Regions from separate parts of the Homo sapiens genome. Here region 1 is linked to region 2. The links are chromatin loops, found by intact Hi-C in ENCODE. Cell type or tissue: ovary. All regions are shown on one strand. Each heading gives the region's core, and the rest is flanking DNA. Links, peaks and the distances in the headings are about the cores only. Region 1 has its middle 130 kb from the start of LINC02358. Region 2 has its middle 8.1 kb from the start of CLOCK.

Region 1 (2,924 bases), core at 215-2,714, 580 kb before region 2:
ATGAAGAATGTGGACATGGGAGGTCCAGGGTGGGAATGGTAGCTCACAATTCACCAGGGACTTAGACTCCTTTTACATTTCTGTTCAGTCATCTTTAAAGGTTGTCTAGTGGCCTCAAGATGGCTGCCAGAGTTCTAGCCATCCTGTTCAAGCTCCAGACAAGAAGAATGAGAAGAGCAGTGGACAAAACAGTATGCCATGGGAGTCAACCCCTTTTTAAGGAGCTTCTCTAGGAAGTTCCTCTCAACAACTTCCACTTCTATTTCACCAGCCAAAACTTGGCTACTTCTATCTGCAAAGGAGTTTGGGAAATTTAGAGGATTTTTCTTTGTTTCATTATTTTCACACATCAGATAGATATATGGCTACTCCTTCCCCAGACAGGGTTCTATTAGGTAGGGAGAAAGTGAGAGGATAGGCTGGCCTGGCTAGTTAAAATAAGGCTGCTTTCTGAGTCAGATTCAGAGGAACTGGACTCTCAGAGGCACAGAAGCAGGCTCTGCCAGGCCTCAGGCTTCTACGTCAGGTAGGAAAATAACTTTGGTCCTGTGTCACATCTTCAGGGTTGGAGAAGGAGCATCTCTCTTTAAGGAACAAGAAGACTACATTTTTTAATTTCAGGGAATGATTGGGAACTTATCCCAGGTCAGCAGTGGGTCTGGGAAGGAGATCTGGACATTCTTCAAAGGAGATTTTGCCTTTTCCAGACTTCCCATTTCTATTCCTCTTGCATTCCTGTGCTCTAGTCCCTGCTGCAAATGAGAAACTTCACTTTTTTTTTTTTTTTAACAGGTCAGGGTGTTTGGGGATGTTGGTACAGAAGAAGAACAGTTATGTCTGCCTCAAATTTACCAGACAGAGCAGGTAACCCAATTTTTAAAGGCAGATGTATCCTAACCATCATCAAAGCTTCATTCACCTTTGAATTTAAGGTTTTGCCCTCAAACCATGATTTTTGTTATCCTGCTAAGATCTTACATGGAGTTGTTAGTTTAATTAAATTCAGCTATTTCAAGATGGAATACTTGACTGAACATAGGAGAAAGCTGAGAACTACAAAGACAAAAATGAATCCTGCCCTATCATCTTATTTAGAAAAACTTTTTCTTATATTCATTCCTTCATTTCATTCAACTGTATTGATCAAGCAGCTCCATGTGCTAGGTTCAGGATACACCACAGGTCTTGAAACCTGGTACATACCCACGAGGAATGTGTTCCCAATTGCATGAGAAACAGTGAGGAGCCAATTATAGTTCAGAGTAGCAAGGGCGATGATGTCTATGCATAGTCTTAAAAAACGGAAAGATGGGGCTACTGCCATACAGCAGAAAATCAGTTTGGAAGAAAGGTCAGGGAAGGCTTGTTGGACATGGTGAAATCCGAGACCTAATTCATCAATTTTCAGGAGCATCGAGCCTGAACTTCAAAGTCAATCCTCTTTTAAACTAACAAAACCAAATCATGTGCTCATGCGCTTATCTGGAAAATAAAAACATACGTAATATTAGTACTCAAAAGCTAAGATCACAGGTAAATTCAATTTCAAAGCAAAAATCAAAATGAACAATCAACACAGTGGACCATTTCCTCTTATTAGCAGATGAGGAAAGCTTAAAATTAATCGTGTCGCCTGGTACAGCAAGCAGTCACTTCAAAGTTAAACGCTAGGTGGTGTTCTTAGCACGGTTTGCTATCTTTGACGTCTTAGAAACAGTGAGGGTTCACTCCTTTCCAGGAAAAAGAAAGCAAAATGCTGAATACCCCTATCACAAAATTGATTTTATAAGAATAAATAACACCTTTAATGGTATTCTTTTCTTACCATGAGCAATACATTTATTTTTTTTTAACAGTAAATATTTTCTGGTAGATAGGCACATTATTCCTTGCAAAAATGAGATGGAACCACTAGAGGGACAAACTCTCCCAGGACCTAGTCAGCCAAGCAGTTTTGTAAAGGCAGCAATAGCCTCTGGATACCGAAGCCAGGAGTTAGAGAACCGTATTCAAGTGTCCCCCAAGCAACCTGAACCCATTACTCAACTTCATAGTCTCCTTGGAGAAGTTCGCAATTTAGAAGAAGTTGATAGAAAATGTTTTACACCCAAATCACCAAAGCTGGGCCTTGTTACATGCCTGCCTCCTCCTCCACCAAGTAGAAAATGTTAGATTAGAAGATTAAGGGATACTATGCAAAGCACGTTAAGCTCCTTGAGTAAAAGGAATTAGGAGGATATCAGATGGTAGCAATAAGTTTCAAAGACGACAAACGGAAGAGTGATACCTTACCTTGTAAAACCATTCTCCATAAAATAGGAAAAAATCAGATAGCACAAGGCAGAGAAGAAAAAAAAGAAGGAAATAATAACAACAGAAAATATTTTAGGCCAATAATCAACCTACAGAGGGGAAGAATATAGATCTCTTTTATCTAAAAGGAATGAATAGTTTTTTTAATGTTGAAACTAGAAACCAACTAATACAACACTAGGCAGAGAATACAAAAGTAGAAAATGATTTAGTCCTGAAAAATATTTTAGGCAAATAGTTCATTGATATTTGGTTTCCAAACACTGGTCAAAGAACCAGTCCTGATCCATGACAAAGTTTTCACTGGTCTGTGATGAAAAGCAGAAAATAAGGACATCATAAAAAGTCTTTCAGAAAGCTAATTTTTTTTTTTTTTAAGATGGAGTTTCACTCTTGTTGCTCAGGCTGGAGTACAATGATGCAATCTAGGCTCACTGCAATCTCCGCCTCCTGGGTTCAAGTGATTCTCCTGCCTCAGCCTCCCGAGTAGCTGGGATTACAGGCGCCCACGACCATGCCCAGCTAATTTTTTTTTTTTTTTGTATTTTTAGTAGAGATGGAGTTTCACCATGTTGGCCAGACTGGTCTCGAACTCCTGACCTCAGGTGATC
Region 2 (2,924 bases), core at 99-2,598:
GGCTCAGAATCTTCTCCGGTCCAAATACCCGCTAGAGGCTTCCCATTGGCCACTTCATTTCATGAAGTGGTGGCTTGCAATTGGTCTGAGTGGTTGCCAAAAGCAAGCAATCAGAGGCTAAGGTGAAGTTACAAAGTTGCAAACGAACTCTCAGCCAGCAAGCAGTGTGATTGGTTGCAGACAGCCAATTTCCCATCTGCCACGCACAGAAGGTGGGGGTTTGCAAAGTAGCCTCTGGTCCTTTTGTTACTTAGGCATGGCAAGTTAGGGTTTTCCTTTAAATCTGGCTCTAAGAAGTTGGAGTGAAACAGCCTTAGGTTCCCTGCCTCCAGACCTTATTCTCCTGCCTCAAAAGGAGAGGGAAAAACTGGTTAAAAACCCCACCTTTCATCTTCAGAGTTGCTTAAGTCACGAGTTCAGCCAGAGAATGTTTGCTTGGAACTGACACTGGAGTGTTCAACTAGACAGACTTAATAACCCACACTGTGGGATGGGTAAAAGAAGTTGCTCAGGTTGTCTTTAAAGGATTTGCTGTGTAGTGCTTCTCGAATTTTAATGTGCGTGTCACCTGGAGATCTCATTAAAATGAAAATTATGATTCAGTTAGTCTGGGATGGGGCCAGAGATTCTGCATTTCTAACAAGCTCCTTAGGAATGCTGCTGATTCTAGGACCACATTTACCACATTTTGACAAAAAAGGCACTATAGAGAAGGGAGATTCAATAGAGCACACTTGGCAAAAATAGACAAAAATATTAGGATAAAATATCAATTTTTATAGATCAAAAAATGACTGAATATTGGCAATTAAAAAAACTAACTTTGTACCCCATTGAATATTCATTCAGTAAAATGGGGAACAATATTACATATTAAATAATTTCTGCATATCCTGACAAATATTTTTACCCTAGTCAAATGAGAATGTATACATGAAGCACTGTATGGAAGTAGTAGTGACCTGTGTTGGTAGGCATCAATCAGTCCTTGCTAAAAGAATGTGTGTGTGCACTTTGCTAAAGAGCGGGGCTGAAATCACAAGCAGTCAGTTCTAACATGATATAATTTTATTATTTTTACAAATGTCAAAGTCTCCAGAACTGTTTGTGGGTAAAAACTTACTGCCACCTGGTGGATCTGAGTTAAGACAAAGGGAAATAGATATCTTTTTTAAGCTCTCCTAAATACTATTATTATTTCCTTTGTTCTTTTAACTTTAAAAAGAAAACAAATATGTATTTACTTTTTAAAAGACTACATTTGGGGGAATTTCTGCATTTGGTTTCAATTGGAGGGGAAAATAATGTATATGAATGTTATTTTGATAAATATGGTTATATGCATTAGATGTTATATGCATTATAGGCATTAGAGTTACATTGTAACTTTAGAAGATGGCTCTTCCTTTCATTTCCACGGCTGTTTTTATCCTGAATAGTAACTTATCCATCCATTTCTGGAAGGTTCAGGAATTGGATAAATAAAACTAGATAATTACCTGAAGTGTGTGTAATGCTGTAATAAAGACCACTGTGTGTGACCTCTCTGAACTTTCCTCCATCTAGTCCCAAGATGTATCTCAGAAGAATTTTCCTAATCCTTCCCAGAATTAGATCAATTGATTTCACCTGGTGAAATAAATTCTCATTACCTTACTCAAATGTGTATTTAACTTTCCTTCCACTTCATGATTCTCTGTAGCCTCTAAGATCCCTAAACCCCCACCAATAGCAAGAAAGAGCCTTTTCTTGACTCAATGTTCAACTGCCTCAATTCTCACCAATTTATTTTTGTAATCTAGGCATTTAAACCTAGTCTAGATTCTCTTACAAATATCAGTGAACATCCATAATGAGAATTATGGATCATGAATACAAACAAAGTAGAAAAAAATCTGTTACTGAACTATTATATGCTGGATTTACCAACCTTTCCTCTAAAAGTGATGTTCATTATTATGCCAAGACGAAACATCCTATAGGCCTTCTGCAGTGTACTAATGTATATTTTCTCATGATGAATTCTTCTGTGATTACTGTTAAAATATAAGTCATCCTACAATATATTTTTCTCACCTCTGCTCAGGATTTAGAAACTTACATGGTGTAGTGTTCTAATGATTCTATACTTTAACTATTAATGAGAATACTTAGTAATTTTCTAACTTAATAGTAACTACTCAGAACGATAATAATGAATAGAGATGTTTTTTATGTACTTTTCAGAATCTATTAATTGCATTATGCTATTAAGTGGTTAATGTTTTAATAGGTAAGGGATTCCAAAGAAAAAGCATTATGGCCATAAATTTAAAACTTTTTACTTAAGTCTCTAGATTTTAAAATGTGTTGACTTAAATAAAATTTCATGGTTTTCTTACATTGCTTTAATTTGTAGTTCTCTTTGGAAGTGAGTAAGCAAGAAAGGTCTTGTAACATTTGTGTTTTTGTCCAACATGTGTTAGAAAAAGGATAAACCACAGAAAAATACCAAAGGCTTAACACAAATTCTGTTTTTTTGTTTTGTTTTGTTTTGTTTTGAGATGGAGTTACGCTCTTGTTGCCCAGGCTAGAGTGCAATGACGTGATATCGGCTCACCACAACCTCTGCCTCCTGGGTTCAAGCGATTCTTCTGCCTCAGTCTCCCAAATAGCTGGGATTATAGGCACGTGCCAAGACACCCAGCTAATTTTTGTATTTTTAGTAGAGACGGGGGTTTCTCCATGTTGGTCAGGCTGGTCTTGAACTCCCGACCTCAGGTGATCTGCCCGCTTTGGCCTCCCAAAGTGCTGGGATTACAGGCGTGAGTCACGACGCCTGGCCGCCAAATACTATTTTTTTCAGAGGCAATGAATATTCTGAAATGCCTGGAAATTTTTAAAATGACATATATGCCATAATTCTAATATAAAAATGAAAATAA

The links. A loop is a pair of places that touch in the nucleus more often than their neighbours do. Peaks named below come from ENCODE experiments on the same cell type or tissue, not always from the same donor. Only the 100,000 strongest peaks of a DNase experiment are listed, where the experiment ranks them.
Region 1: a loop joins it to region 2, with 4 times the contacts of the local background. A loop is called at or near these places in 21 of 110 quality-filtered maps.

Annotation. Positions count from the first base shown.
Region 1 is chr4:54,969,890-54,972,813 of GRCh38, forward strand. No RefSeq gene overlaps it. Among named protein-coding and RNA genes, the nearest start is that of LINC02358, 130 kb to the left of the region's middle. In ovary, for the core only: a CTCF peak has its summit at 1,672; no DNase peak of the experiment used is centred there.
Region 2 is chr4:55,553,532-55,556,455 of GRCh38, forward strand. No RefSeq gene overlaps it. Among named protein-coding and RNA genes, the nearest start is that of CLOCK, 8.1 kb to the left of the region's middle. In ovary, for the core only: a CTCF peak has its summit at 1,122 (motif pointing left); no DNase peak of the experiment used is centred there; H3K4me3 peaks cover 606 bases; H3K27ac peaks cover 611 bases.